Regions from separate parts of the Homo sapiens genome. Here all the other regions are linked to region 3. The links are chromatin loops, found by intact Hi-C in ENCODE. Cell type or tissue: endothelial cell of umbilical vein. All regions are shown on one strand. Region 1 has its middle 330 kb from the start of LNCARSR. Region 2 has its middle 300 kb from the start of PSAT1. Region 3 has its middle 520 kb from the start of PSAT1. Region 4 overlaps LOC101927450 (a long non-coding RNA gene).

Region 1 (4,000 bases), 410 kb before region 3:
ACAAGCCTTGAACAATTTATGCTCTTTCAAAGAAGTTAGATACAAAGTCAGGGAATTTTGTCTCTCACATTGCTGTAGACAACATAATTATCATTTACTAATATTGTAACTTTCTTTGAAAAAAATTTCAATACTTGGCAGATATTTACTTTGTTAAAACCCTACCAGTGTCCTTCTGATTTAAGCTGCAGTACAATTAATTAACATTGCTTTCAACACAATCTTGGTCCAGTAGCTGGTCAGCACAATAGTGAGGAACAGCACCCTGGTGGTTGTTCAAATTCCCACACGAATATGTTATTTCCTCATGGAGAATAGCAAATCTCCATCAAGCTTGTAGATTTCCTGGGATTTTTATTAACATTATTACAATCGTTTTTTCTTAAGATTGCTAATTGTTTTGGATCTACGCTGAGGAAACTTTATTAGTTACTAAACTATACAACCTAACTGTAGAGAAATGTGTTCAAGTTAATTTTCTCCATGAACAAAAGCATTTTAATATCTCAAAATTTGCCTTTAAATAGTTTGCATATTTTTATACAGCAAGGTATCATCTTATAAATTATCACTTACTGATATTTAATCCTTTCTTTTAAAGACTTTAATCAGATATTCAGAAAGCTCTCAGAGACTAAACCATTTGTAAAACATTTTATAAGTAGTGTTGGCAAAACAAAGATTTAGTGGTCATCCTTAAAACACTGCCTTATCGCCTTTAAGCAGGTCATCAGTTCAACTATAAACTCCTAGAAGTATACCAACCCATTCTCAAATAGATTTGTGAATTTAATATCTTTTCCAAGGTAGAACACACGAACAAATCTGATCAGCACAAGCTCACGGTATCTAATGATTTTAAGCTTGGTTCTGGTGTTGCTTCTTTACTTGATACCATATAACTTATTTATATTAGTATGGAGAAGTTTGATATAGAATATTCATCGTTTTGTCAAATTCCATTTTCCCTATTTATCCTGTTCTGCATGCTGCAACCAATATAATTATGTAGTACATCCATTTAAACACATGACAACTCTCTCATAAAGCAGCCCCTATGTAAGAGGTGGTTTTTCTTTTTAATAGTCTGCTCTGTTTCAGTTGTCTTTTTTAAATATTAAGATAAGGGAAAGGATTTAAGCTATTTTTTTTTACCAGAGATCTTTGACAGAGTAACAATTAGTTATTGGATTATTTTAACTCACCTATGCAAATTAACTTATTTGCTTCTATAGTCAAAATAGTGAGCTTAAAGTTAGCTGCAGGAGGTGACATAATTATGGTTGTTAAGAATAAAATATTTCTGGTTAAGGGAATCACAGACATTTTGCAGAGAGAGTAAGCAGGAAAAGAAAGACTGAATACATCAGTCACAGAGCTGTTGGGAGCAAAGTCAAGGGAAAAGGAGAGAGGAGAAAGGAGAGAAGAGAGCGGGGAGAGAATAGGAGTAGAATCAGAGTGAGAAAGAATCATATACCAGTAAATGAACAAGTAATAAAAAGACAGTGCTTTACTTCTCTGAATCATCAAGGTGTAGTGTTTGCAACCAGGGAATTAAATACTTTATTCAACAAAACTGCTCACACAGCAGATGGAACAGGCAGAACTGGCCATATGGCATCAAATATAATAAAATCACTTAGTAAATTAAGAGTTAAAATGAGAATTAAATATTGGATACGGTTTTATAGAATTCCATTTTGGGTGCTCATAGATGTATCCATATTTCTTCTAATTATGTGCCCAGTTGCATATTTTCTTAAGAAACAAAGTTAACAAAGTAGTAATTTACATATCATTTAATAAAATATATTTGCTTTAACAGAAAGGCAACATTGCCAGGATCATTGGTGTGGGAGAAAGCAAATTAATTAGCTTTTAAGAGGCCTGGCTTTTGGTTCTAATCCTGCCATCAGATTTCTTTTCACCTTGAATAAGTGATTACTTAAAAGGCTCCCCTTTCTGTACCTGCCAAATAAAGAATTTGAGATAGACCAGCATTTTTCAAACTTGATTTTCAGCCATGCAACAATTTCTTCCAGCATACATTTTATCGGGAAACTCAGTCCACAAATCTAGAGCTGCTTTGCTTGAAGCTCTAGGTGTAGTGAGGAGGAGAGCCTTGGGAGGCCAACTGAACTCCACCCTTCTCCTGCCCCCACCACATCCTAACCTCCAACAGCAGGGGGCAACCTATTCCAGAACTGCAAGCACTGGAGAAAGTAACCACCCTCCAGAGGCTATATTTTGGTGTTTTTATTTCTCCTTTCAACTGAATCTGAAATGCCTGATTTAAGGTGATCTGCTTTGGGGACGCACCATATGTAATTATTCTGATTTTCTGTTCTTTTAGTTACTTATTTCAGTCATATTGTGAATTTCCTTTTCTCTTGTCATTGGTTCTCTCCAAACCGAGGCAGGCGGATCACAGGGTCAGCAGATTGAGACCATCCTGGCTAACAGGGTGAAACCCTGTCTCTACTAAAAATACAAAAAAAATTAGCCGGGCGTGGTGGCGGGTGCCTGTAGTCCCAGCTACTCCGGGGGCTGAGGCAGGAGAATGGCGTGAACCCGGAAGATGGAGCTTGCAGTGAGTCGAGATCGCACCACTGCACTCCAGTCTGGGCGACAGAGTGAGACTCCGACTCCAAAAAAAAAAAAAAAAAAAAAAAAGGTTTGTCCTGCGCCACATTAGCAAATTAGTTTCACTTTGCTAATCCATTTTCATTGGAAATTCTGTGATTTCGGTTATATTTCCTCACCTTGGAGAAAATCTTCTGTCACCAATTTACATCAGCTTCACCCTTCAACATTTCAGAATGCTCAGGCCTCCTTCCATTTCCAGTATACTGTAATGCTGATGTTTTATAATTTCAAACACTTTACATAAAGTTGTGTTAAAGGTTTATTTATCAAATGAAATAATTAATGGCAAATTCATTCAGTCATAGTCTTTTTGCTTATACGGTCAACTAGAACAATCTGCTTGTTTCTCTTCAGGTTGCCATTATTTCAGTCCCTGCCACTAGTTGCAAATTTAATAAAAATTATAATGAAATTTCGCAAGTATATGTCAATTGCAAATTTATGTTTTAATTTTTTGGCGTCAGAGAATATATGTGCATGCTTTTAAATGCCTTGCAGCTTCAAAAGGCTTGTAACATAAAACAGCATTTCTTTCTTCACTTCTCCCTGATTCTTGATTCCTGTCTCTGGCAGGTGACCATTACTTACATTTACTTCTGGTATCTGCTTCTATATTTCTAAATAATATCTTTATTTTTTAAGTGTTATTTTAGATATTACCTATTGCCCATTGCCCAAACCCAAACTCCAAAAGGCACACTTCTACTCCTTCTAAAAACCTAATGAAGTTATGTCACAATTTACATAAATAAATAGTGTTTACATGGTTATGACTCTGTGAGTGTTATCTATAGTTGAACCATGTAAAACACAATAATTACATTTTTATATGCACTACTTTTTGTTTTTCCCGGAATTAGTAATTGCCTTACTTTTTAATTTTACAAGTTTTTTAAGTACTTACTGTTCACAAACTATCTTTAGAATTGCAATTCCTGGCCAGGCACATTGGCACATGCCTGTAATCTCAACACTTTGAGAGGCCAAGGCAGGAAGATCTCTTGAGCCCGGGAGTTCAAGACCAGCCTGGGCAACATAGTGAGACTCTGTCTCTACCAAAATTTTATTTTAAAAATAGCCAGATATGGTGGCATGTGCCTGTAGTCCCAGCTACTTGAGAGGCTGGTGTGGGGAGTCACTTTAGCTTATGAGTTTGAGGTGCCATGAGCCTATCATGCTACTGCACTCCAGCCTGGGCAATAGAGTGAGGCTTTGTCTAAAACAAACAAACAATAACAAAAAACAAACAGAAAACCAACAACAGCAGTGTATTCTTCACTTAATATCCAAAAACATCAGGTAATCTGTGAGTTTTATTATTTAATTTTTTGAGAGCTATCTTATTCTTGCTCCA
Region 2 (4,000 bases), 220 kb after region 3:
CTAGAACTTATTTCTTCTAACTGTATGTTTATACTTGCCCATCAACCAACCTGTCTTCATACCCTTCTCCACACCGCCTTCTTCCCAGCCTCTGAAAACCATCATTCTACTCTCAATTGTCATGAGATCCACTTTCTAGCTCCCTCATATGAGTGAGAACATGCAGTATTTGTTTTGCTGTGCCTGGTTTATTGTCCTTAACATAAGGACCATCTGTGTTGCTGCAAATGACAGGATTTCACTCTTGTTTATAGCTGAATAATATTCCATTATGTATATGTACCACATTATCTTTATCCATTTATCCATTGATGGACACTTAGGTTGCTTCCAAATTTTGGCTATTGTGTATAGTGCTGTCATAAGCATGGGAGTGCAGATGATATCTCTTAGATATAAGGATTTTCTTTCTTTTGGATATATGACCAGCAGTGGGAATGCTGGATCATATGGTAATTCTATTTTCAGTTTTTTGAGAGTCCATTTTTTATTGTCTAAACTAAATGCTCACACCACCAAGTTGATCCCATCCTAAGAATGGACTGAGACAATGCACTAGGTGGGGCTTTTCCTAGAGCATCTCTTTCTTTCCACGTCTTGGTCATTCTCCTCCCATTTCTGCTGCTTACTCTCTCTCCTCTCACCATCATACAGAGTCTCTCATATGTTTGTTTGTTCTGATCATCAGTCTCCATCTCTTAAAATCCTGTGCTCAGCCAGATAGACTAAAGTATCTGAAAACCAACACACTAAAATGGAAGTGACAGTTAAGAAGAGACTATGTTGAGGGCTATTTCTTGACAACCTGGAAATCATACCACCTAGGTAGTCTATTTTATCTAGGAGGCAGATCAGCTCTATTGCTGCCAAATTAACACCAGAAAAAGGCAAAGTAACTTTCCTACATGACGTTTATGGAAGAGATTTCCTTATGTAGCTGCTTCTTCTCTAAAGCCTGGCCCCTCAAATTTCCAAGGAATGTGTTTCCATAATGTGACCACCTTGGCTCGTGTTTAGACACTGGTCATAAAAAAGTATTTGTGGGGAAGACTTGCTTCCATCTTATCTCAAAAAAATTAAAACATATAAATTTAAATGTAGGGCAAATTTGATGGGAAAGTTAAAGACCAAAGCCATCTGAATCTTCAGGCTGAATTGTTTTTTAAGCCTAAGACAAGGACTTGGGAAATAAAATTATCTTCTTCCAGTGATTACCTTTGGAAACAATTATTTCTGGAGCTTTCATCTATGGACTGCCATGTTGTGACTACTTAATTGCTGCCTGAAAAATAGAAAGCTGATTATGTGTTTTTATTTTAAGGTAATCCTTTGACATTTTGAATAGTTACAAAAATAGGTTGTTTTGTGAGTTGCTAGCGAGAACCAGCAGGAAATTATTTCATTCGGGGGCAGATGGTGCTGGTGACTATACAAAAAGGGCTGGGTAGACAGCAGGGCAAGAGTAGACAAGTACACACACGCACAGAAGCTGAGGATGCCACAATTCTATGTTGTCTGAATTCTCAGCCTGCATCTGTATACCTTAAATAAATTATTCATAGATTTCCCACATCCAAGTTAAAAAGTGCTTTCAGAGTCAGGGTCTCCTCCCCACAACCCACCCACTATAAGTTTTAATATGTAATTGGAGAGCATGTAAAATAAATGGAAATGTCATTTGGCTTGTAACAAAAGACCTAAATCATAACGGATTATTGAGCGGCATCTTGTGGTCCAAAGTGAGTATGACACTCACGGAAAGCCAGTTGGCTTGCTGGCATGCCACTCCAAAATGTGTTAACGTCACCTCATATCTGGCTTTTGATAAAGTTAATAAGGGGCTGTGCAAGGTTATCAATGCAGCCTTATCATTATGCCACCTTAAAATATTTTTGTGAATGAGCATATTAACTTATAATTAATCATCATGCATTAATGTAAATGTATCCATGTAGGCACGTTTAATCAGCGCTCTTTCTCTTTCACAATATTTTAATAACAGAGCACTAAAGGAGACTTGCAAGATATGAAGTAACAAGAGCAGTGTTTATAATCTAAGCCACTTCAGCAGAATTTAAAAATTAATGTTTTTCTATGAGATGATATATGAAACCATTCAGTCATTTACTAAGTAAAATCCACTTTCTCTATATTCTACAAAACCATAGGAAAAGAAGAAACTACCCCTCCTTAGTATCTTTCTTCCCTGTGTCCCAGAGAATCATGTGGATTTTGACTATGAAATAAGTTAATGGACCTTCATAAACAGAGAGACAGAACCCAGACACAGCAGCTATATATCCAATAGGCTTTTTTTTTTTTTTTAATTCAGGCTCTTGCTCTGTCACACAGACTGGAGTGCAGCGGTGTGATCACGGCTCACACGTACCCTTGAACTCCTGGCTCAAGTGATCCTTCCACCTCAGCCTCCTGGGTAGCTAGGCTCAGCTCAGGCGCACTGCTGTGCCTGGATAATCTTTAAATGTTTTGTAGAGACAAGGTCTCGCTATATTGCCCAGGCTGGTCTCAAACAACTGGCTTCCAGATATCTTCCTACCTCGGCCTTCCAAGATACTGGAATTACAGGCATGAGCCACTGCAGCCGACATCCAGGGGTGTTATTTTTATAAGACAGTAAGACAGCCAGCTGACTGCCAGTTCAATTTTCAAAAATCTATTCAATATTTTAAAATTTCTCATTGTAGACATGATTTGGCCACCATGGCATCATAAACAAAAAAAAATACCTAAACAAAGGCAGAATATGAGCTATCAAGTCGAAACTCAGATATCAAAAAAGTACTGAGGGCATTCAGTAGTTCTAATAAATTCTATATTATTTCTAGCTCAAAATATTAATGTGTGGGTCAAAAATCCCAGTATATGCTGGGAAAGCATTATTGCTTTTCACCAACCTACTATAACAAATTGCTTACGCTTTCTGGCACTTTAATTCTTCTTCTGAATAAAGAGAGGGCTTTCTATCGCTAACACATCATATTATTTTAAATTTTGTAAGCTCTGACATTAAAAGTGCTACCGAAAACAAAAGACACCTGTGTAAATAAATTTGCTATATGTATCAGATAAGGTCTAAATGGGGGAAAAAGCATTCAAATATGTAAAGCAGAAAGAATTTAGTACAGAGAATTGGTGACACTGGTGATAGAAGAACTGAGAAGCTCAGTGACAAATGTCAAACAGTGAAGCAACCCAGAGATTAGCAACAACAGGAAGCCAATACCACCCCTTCTTTTTTATTTTTATTATTTATTTATTTATTTTTAAGACAGAGTCTCGCTCTGTTGCCCAGGCTGGAGTACAGTGGCATGATCTCAGCTCACTACAACCTCTGCCTCCTGGGTTCAAGCGATTCTCCTGCCTCAGCCTCCTAAGTAGCTGGGATTACAGGCACCTGCCACCACTCCTGGCTAATTGTTGTGTTTTTAGTAGAGACGGGGTTTCACCATGTTGGCCAGGCTGGTCTCTAACTCCTGACCTTGTGATCCGCCCGCCTTGGCCTCCTAAAGTGCTGGGATTACAGGAGTGAGCCACCGCGCCTGGCCACCACCCCTTCAATAGAGGGACAACTGGAGGAGGCAAGGGAAGAGATATTCCCAAGGCCACAGAAGAAAAGATGAAAAACCATGACTTCTTCCTTCCACCAATCCTCTGAGCTCTCTTCAGTGCTTCCCACTGGCTAAATACTGCTGGAAAACAGCATGTTAACTAGTGACTCTCCAAGAAAAACAAGCCCTGATTCGTAGCATTTGCTGATTTCCATAGCATGAATACTCTCACTTGGCAAATTTCAAGCTACTGCTTGTATGCTCCATGAATGTGAAGTTGAGGAGAGATGCACAATGATGGCACACTGTTATGTAGTGTTTCCCATAAATACAGATATACCATAACCTCTAGAGCGCAGACAGTCAAAAGAAGGGTAGCAAAATAATTAGGAAATGATACATTTGGAATAGATATTACCATTGCTTTTTAG
Region 3 (4,000 bases):
CCGTCTGCTCAATCCTAGTTCTTTCACTCACTCACAAGCACTGATTCTGAAGGTGTTCGCAATAAACCTCTGCAAATAAGTATTCACCTTAGAATCTATTTCCTGTGGAAGCCAACCTAAGACAGGTTAGGCAAACAACTAATACATTGCTAGTGGTATAAATTTTTCTTTAAGATATTCTAAAAGGAAGTTTACAAAGTTCTTTTCTCCTCTGCTCAACTGCCCATTGATCAAGAGCTCCATTCCATACCTTTCTTTACATTAATCCCTGGAGAGTGTTAGGCTTGCATAGTTCTGAGTTAAATTCCAATGCTTCCATGGTTGACTAAGGTCAGCTGAATTTATGGGTCACCCTTAAGTAGGTTAAGTAGATTGAGCAGTACACTGCCTGGCTTGCCTTAGGCTCTCAAAGGAATAAATATTCTTTTATAAAAACACACCACACCACTGCTCCAATTAGGATATGTGTTTCCTATTCTATCAGCCTTGTGCTTCATTCGCTATTTCAAAAATAATACGGTACCTTCTATGTGCAAGGCATTGTGCTTATCAGGGACTATGGAAGTACCAAAAATCTGTCACAAGCTTTTCTCTAAAAAATTGGATGCCATACTGAAAACAGTGAGAAGCATTCAGTAAATGTCAACTCAAGATGAGGCTCCAGGTTAGATACTGTAGGAGAGATTAGGGAATATAAGACAAAATGTGCCCTCAGATACAGTACCATCTAGTTGAGGAGAGAAGGCTTTCAGAAGGCAATATATGCCCAGCTCCAGAGGAATGTTTGCTACAAAAGCACAAAATGTGACAGCATTAAAAGGGGCAAAGAATAACAAAAAGAGACTCCCAGAAAGAGGGCAGCAATAAATAAAACGTCACCTCTATAAAGTGGCCTGGGCACAAATCAAGGCTAACTTTTCACTCGATTGCTCCATTTTACTTTCTCAGAAGAGATCTTTTTCCTTCTTTCACATAGAAGAAAATTGAATTTTTTTCTTGTTAGGAAGACCCTTCAACTTCAGACAGTAAACATTAACCTCCTGCATAATGAAACCTCAAGACTGGATCTCTAGGAAATTTTCTACTTTTGCCAGTCTTGTGAGGAAGGTGTTCATTTTCATGGCTGGATTGTCAACTTCTTCTGCTTTATAAACTTTTTGTTTCTAATGATAATTTTGGTAGACTTTGAAGGAAATCAGCTCAAATGTTGAACTTCATTTTCTGATTACTTATTACACACACACATACACAACAACCACTATTTGAAACTCATTTCCTGAAAGGTTAAGGTTTAAATGAAGATTGGCTGACCCATTTTAGAAGCACATTAAATGGGCTTGGATTGTCTGCATCATACAGTGGGCAGATTTCTCATGGTGAAGCAGGAGAATAGGGTCTAGAGGCAGGGAGCCTGGGGCTGTTTTGCCCCGACTTCCTGGAACTAAATTGAAAGGAAAACCCTAACTTTCCACGCCTGGGTAACAAAGGGACCAGAGGCTACTCCCTTTGCAAACCCCCAACCTTTTCTGCATGGCAGATGAGAAGTTAGCTTTCTGCAACCTATCAGACTGATTGCCGGTGGAGTCTTTGTTTGCAACTTTGTAAATTCACCTTAGCCTCTGATTGGTTGAAAAAAGCAACCAATCAGATGTTTGCACAGGAGTGTGACCTTTGTAACGCCACTTCAGCTTCTGATTGGTTGCTTTCGGCAACCAGTCATACCAATTGGGGTCCACCACTTCATTTACATGGGTGAGCATGAAGTGGCCAATGGGAAACCTGTAGGGGGTATTTGGACCGGAGAAGATTCTGTATCCAGGCCCTTGACCTGCTGCTCTGGCTGCTCCCGCACTGTGGAGTATACTTTCATTTCAATAAATTCCTGCTTTTGTTCTTTTGTTGCTTCATTCTTTCCTTGCTTTCTTGGGAGTTTTGTCCAATTCTTTGTTCAAAATGCCAAGAACCTGGACAGCTTGCAATCAAGACCCTCTACCAAGTGACAATGGCGTCCATTATTAAATGAATGACAAATGATTGGCACCCTTCCTTTCCGTGACCAAAACTATTGATAGGAGACACCTACTGGTGGTTTCTAGAAATTACAACAGCAGGTTCAGCATAAAGATCTCGGTGAGGGCTGATAACTGGATCTTTATGAGGGCCAAAAGTGCATGAGGCAATGTCGAGTTTTTTCAGGGAGGGAGGATATGGGATTCCTAGTTTAAATAAGGTAAAATCTTATACATTTCTCCAGTAACAGAAGTGCAATGTAACAATTTCATTTTCTCTACCACTTAAATGAAAGGAGAAAGAAGTAGATGCTTTAAAGTATATTTCATTGGTCAGGACTAACATAAAATAGTTCAACAATGATGTCACTCTTTTGAAGATCAGTATTTGAGTTAAAATCACAGTAAGAATATAAATTCAAGACTTGAAACCACTCTAAGAATATCCTTACTAGAGCTATTATAAACTTTCATTTTCTACCTGTAATTCATGAAATATATCCGTCCTCTTTGCACCTGATTTTCAAGTTAGCTTGCATCTCTGCACAGCTTTAATGTCACTGGTGACTGGTCATATATGGCACTTTTCTTCAATGGTAATCTTATTTTTTCTCCATTACTGAGTGTTTTCCATTTCAGCCTTCTACTAATAGTCTTGCTTTATTGAGTTTATTGGACTATCTGAGGCCATATTCCAGATATTTATTGGAATATCTGAAACTCCATTCCCCATGCACATTTCCTTTAAAGAAAATTGGGTATCCATGTGAAACATGTGGCAATTCCAGACAGGAATGTTCTCGAATACCAGAATCTTGACTTAAATTTGCAGGTAAGGCCATCAGAGCTGAGCTCACACTGGGGCATAAATACCATAAATCTGGCTAAATTAGTTATCTTAAGCACAGATATTTATGAAGTTTGTGCTTGTGCAGGTATGTGTGATGTAAATAAGTAGTGTGGGTCTGGTATTAATTTCAATACCTTCACGTCAGAAAATTAGAAAACCTCCTTAGAGGTTCTAATGAGGCCCAGATCGTTTGCTAGAAATGTTATCCAGGTTCAGTGTCTGTTGATTCCTTTCTATGCCCAACACTCTTCAGTGGAATAATAGTTTCCTCATATTAGGGCTTATACTCATTGCAGGGGAAATTATCACTCTTTGTCTTCAAGAGTTCAAGACTTTATGAGTTAATAAATTCCAATCCTCCAATTCTAGGGAACACAGAGATCAGGAGAAGAAACCTTACTTTCCACTACAGATGTTTCTTTAAGCGCCCACCTTATACTAAGCAATGGGCAGGAAAGTAGGAATACATAGTCTCTCGCTTTGAAATAATCACATTCCAAGGAAGGAGATAGTAAGTAACATAGGCAATTATGACGTGACACAAACAATTTCTTTGAAAGAGAGATATTTGCAAAGTGTGATCATTTTTCTAAAAGATGCAAAGCTAGTTAGTGGCAAAATGGGAATAAAGACTGGGTCTCTGCATTTCATTCTGCTGTGCCTTTCACAGCACCACAATGGCAACCCCAGAAGAAACTTCATGTTTTGTGATAGACACGCACGCACACAGCTCAGGGCCCTGAGGCATCTATAAATGCTGAAAAGCGCTGACAGGAGAACAGTATGCCTGCCATCAGCTGTATCAGACTTTCCTAAGACAAGATGAAGCCACAGCCTGGAGAGTGTATCTCCTTCTCACCCATCTCGCCCCAGGGTCATCGTAGCCATGGCCTAAAGCAATGTGCTCTGACATAAGGCATGGCAACCACAGCAGATAAAAAGGAAAAAAAAAATGGGGTAAGATTACTTTTTTTGCTATCCTTCCTCTCCGTGGATGTGAAGGATCCATTTATTAGTCTCCATTAAAATGCAGGGGAAAGACAGGTAGTATGATAGCTATATTGCATTTGCATGATCAAATTACATAAAGGCATCCTGTGTACATGCTTTCTACAACACACATGGTTACATTAACCTATAA
Region 4 (4,000 bases), 310 kb before region 3:
CATTATACATTTACACATATGCATATACATATTTGAGAATACACACACTTTGGCTTCTTAGGCCATCTTAGCTTTATTTTAAATATAAAGAAACTGGTGCTGATTCTGCATATCATATATATTTGACTATACTTCTATAAAGCAGAAGTCAAGAGCCATGATTATTGTGCAACAGTATCTGCACAATTAGAATATTAGCAATAGCACAGTTTTACTTTTGTTTTACAGTTTTCGAACTATAAATCAAGTATGAATGGCTGATGGAAAGCCGAGGCTAGCAAATAGATGATAAACCATGTTACCATGGGAGGTACAGATTCATTTTTAATTTTAGTTTCTATGTTATCCCCAAGCAGCTTTTTTGTATATTGATACGGAAAATAATGCCATCTATATGCTGCACAACAGAAGTGTTGATTTGTTTCTGTACCCCTTGGCTTGCATCCCTGTTGTCATCACCCAGCTGATATCATTGTGACATTTTGACATTGCCTTGTGACACAGTGACCTGGTGCTTCCAGGAGCCTAGAAGGACAAGTTGACTAAGACACATGGTGCATTAGGAAGCAATGAAGCAATTCATTACGGCTACAGAGAGAGTCTGCTCTGGAGACAAGAATTCTTATCTAAAGCACAAAATACTCTCGATTCTATTTGCTGTTCTGCTACTGATTTACTATGAGATCTGTAACAAATAATCTCAATTCATTTGTAACTTAGATTTCCGTCTGTAAAATGGAAATGACCCAACATATGTGATTTTTTTAAAATCCTAGGGCAGTGATTGCATTTGCAACCCATTCTTGCCAAAGAGAAATTCGGAAGCACACTTCAAGGAACTAAGTTCAGTGATAATCACACTTGATTGATTTTCAGTACTGTCACAGTTTGAGAACTATTTATTGCCCTGATTTGCTCTTTTCTCTGCCCTGTATTAAAGATCTTGCATGACAGTTGATCCATGAAATCTTCTTTGGTCTTTGCTTAACATTAAAATTTTCCCTTTACTTCTTAATGATAGCAAGCTCTATTTCACTCTACATGGTATTACACATCCCACTCAGCTCAAAATCCCACTTAATAGGCATGCTCACAATATTTAACCTCAATTGTTGCAAAATAATTACTGGTTGGTTCTGACAAGCAGGATTTATCTTGGAGATCATGTCACAAATTCCAATGGAAAGGTTGCCTTCCAAAGTCATGGCTATTCTCAGGTGACTACTGGTCCAGCCCATTACCTATTTTGCACACTTGGTCTTTCCACATGAAAAATACAACCTCAGACCTTCTCAGGCCATCTTGATCAGAAGTGTTTTGGAGCCATCAGTCCCTGAAGAAGCAAATGCTATCAAGTATGATAAAGCCCGGTCGCTAATAGAGTAGCCATCTATTCTGCAGCAAGTGGCAGAGCAGAATCTTAACCCTCTCATTCTCCCCATGTTATGTAAGAGGCAAGGTAATGAGCTGTGGGGGGTGAGCATAGCAGGAATTCTGTAATCAAGCCACAAGGGGGCAGGGAAACACGCCCACTTGCCACCTCAGCCCGGAGAACTTGGTGTGAGCTGTATTTTGATAGCCTTGTTTGTTTCCACGGCTATCTGAAGAGCATACTAATAAGTGTTGTCACAGAAGAAGGGGAAGATGGGATTAAATACCAGGGAAAGTCATTAAAATGAAAGAATGGGATAAGCCTCACAACTATTTCCAAAGCTTAGCTATTTCCTGTCCAAAGGCAAGTTCGATTTATTTTGTAAAAGATGAGTGAAATGAAGGAAAAAGCATGCTTATTCCCTAGGTGCCCTGTATTAGCCAAATCCTGCTAACAGTGAAGAGTTTGATCAGATGAATTACTAGGTGCCTCATAACCCTTTTCTCTTAAATACACAAAACTCATCTAGTTATTTTTAGAGGAGTCCTGTGTATATTTCTTAGCACACAAACTCACTGCTTCTAACTACAGCAAAACCAACAGGAAAAAATGCAACTGGATTCTTACAGGAAGACCAGGCAGAGCCTAGCTACCATGGTTGATGGAGTGGCACTTACTGGGGAAAAGCTTGACTCTTGACTTCTTATGACCAAACTAGCTAGGTATATGTCATAAGTATCTCACCTTGATTGTGGGAATTTTTTGTTATTTATGAAAAATGCAATAGGACAAGTTCAGTGCCATTAGTAAAGATTATGAATTCCAGGATAGAACCATATCCATTGTTTTTTTGGTATGTGTTAATTTTTTTATATTTAATTATAAAATAATTTAAAATAGAATAGAGAAATAATGAACACTTATGAATTCTTCACCCAAAATTAACAGACAGATACTAACAATTTGCTAGATGGATTGCTCCACAGCTGCATTCCCCTAAAAAAAAAAAAAAGAAACAATATTTATGGCTACAGCTAAAGTCCCCTACCTGTCTCTTTTTCTCCTCTCTCCTTTGCTTTCCAAAGGAAACCAGTCCCTAACTTGGTGAATATTATTCCTATTCAAGGAAATGTCTACAGCAAAAACATGGGCATTCTGGATAGCAGAATGGATAAATAGACTGATTTACCCATGAAAAGGAATACAATTTAGTAGTCAAATATAGATAGACTTAAAAAAAAAAAAACACTAAATGGAAAAAGTCACAAAAGGATGCAAAAAGTATATCACTTATGTAAATTTTAAAAACACATGACATTAATGTAAATCATTTATGAATACCTACATATGTAGCAACAAATGTGGATGTGTTTATTTTTCAGTACCATGTTAAATTTTCCCTTATTTAATGTGTGTGCTCTGCATAGCTGTTATGTACTCTGATAGGTATTGGGAGGATCAAACTTGTGTGACTGGGGATCCCTACCCCACCCTGTAATGTGGATGTGGACAGGAAGATTACTGCCGTAACCTATGGAGAGACTACTGTCCATATTAGAAAGTGGAAAGTGGCCGGGCGCGGTGGCTCACGCCTGTAATCCCAGCACTTTGGGAGGCTGAGGCGGGCGGATCACGAGGTCAGGAGATCGAGACCATCCTGGCTAACACGGTGAAGCGCCGTCTCTACTAAAAAATACAAAAAAAAAAAAAAAAATTAGCCAGCCTTGGTGGCAAGCACCTGTAGTCCCAGCTACTCGGGAGGCTGAGGCAGGAGAATGGCGTGAACCCAGGAGGCGGAGCTTGTAGTGAGCCGAGATCGCGCCACTGCACTCCAGCCTGGGCGACAGAGCAATACTCCGTCTCAAAAAAAAAAAAAAAAAAGTGGAAAGTAACATGAAAGATAAAAATTAGTCATTGTATCAGTAAGGTGGCATCTCACAGAGATTTAAACAAGTCTACCAAATAATGTAGTATTCAATAACTGTTGCTGATTATTGTTATGCCATTTAACAGATGAGAAAACTGAGGCTTGGCTAAATGAAGTAATATATCTCAAATCAGTGTGAGCAAGGGGCAGAGCCAGGATTGAAACCTGCATTTTTCTGACTCCAGAGTGGCCCTCTTGACTACATCTTATTACACTAATTGGACCTCCTTACTGTGAAAAAGGAGGGCTTTTCTGTTGTCAAAAAAAAAAAAAAAAAATTTAAAATAAACCTCTCCGGACTAAAGATAACACTGTAGGGACAGAAATAAGATCAATGGTTGCCCAAGATTGGGCTTGGGGATGGTGAAGTTTGACTACAAAGGATTGTCAGAGATTTTGGGGGTTAGTGAACATTTTCTATGTCTTGATTGTGCTGGCATTCATGTCAAAAGTCATAGAACTGTACATCTAAAAGGATGGATTTTACCGTATGTAAATTATAACTCAATAAACCTGACTTTAAAAACAAAAATGGAAAAAAGAAAACCCAACAAACAAAAATCTTCAAAGGCTTGTGGATAAATACCTTGTTCTGCGTGCAAAGGCACTTTTCTTTTTACCACTGTTGACAATTTATTCCCACTAAAAAGTTAGAGGAAAATTTCAGGGAAAAGTCCTAGGTCAGTGCACACAAAGTCAAA

What was found. Peaks named below come from ENCODE experiments on the same cell type or tissue, not always from the same donor. Only the 100,000 strongest peaks of a DNase experiment are listed, where the experiment ranks them.
Region 1: a loop joins it to region 3, with 17 times the contacts of the local background. A loop is called at or near these places in 3 of 110 quality-filtered maps.
Region 2: a loop joins it to region 3, with 7 times the contacts of the local background. A loop is called at or near these places in 3 of 110 quality-filtered maps.
Region 4: a loop joins it to region 3, with 9 times the contacts of the local background. A loop is called at or near these places in 11 of 110 quality-filtered maps.

What each region holds. Positions count from the first base shown.
Region 1 is chr9:79,231,937-79,235,936 of GRCh38, reverse strand. No RefSeq gene overlaps it. Among named protein-coding and RNA genes, the nearest start is that of LNCARSR, 330 kb to the left of the region's middle. In endothelial cell of umbilical vein, a CTCF peak has its summit at 2,188 (motif pointing right); no DNase peak of the experiment used is centred here.
Region 2 is chr9:78,599,867-78,603,866 of GRCh38, reverse strand. No RefSeq gene overlaps it. Among named protein-coding and RNA genes, the nearest start is that of PSAT1, 300 kb to the right of the region's middle. In endothelial cell of umbilical vein, a CTCF peak has its summit at 1,742 (motif pointing left); a DNase peak (open chromatin) is centred at 1,706; H3K27me3 peaks cover 157 bases.
Region 3 is chr9:78,819,396-78,823,395 of GRCh38, reverse strand. No RefSeq gene overlaps it. Among named protein-coding and RNA genes, the nearest start is that of PSAT1, 520 kb to the right of the region's middle. In endothelial cell of umbilical vein, a CTCF peak has its summit at 2,073; a DNase peak (open chromatin) is centred at 2,065; H3K27ac peaks cover 230 bases.
Region 4 is chr9:79,132,389-79,136,388 of GRCh38, reverse strand. It overlaps LOC101927450 (a long non-coding RNA gene), which reads left to right. Exons shown (of 5, transcript NR_109771.1): 5 at 1-967. Among named protein-coding and RNA genes, the nearest start is that of LNCARSR, 430 kb to the left of the region's middle. In endothelial cell of umbilical vein, a CTCF peak has its summit at 1,521 (motif pointing right); a DNase peak (open chromatin) is centred at 1,578.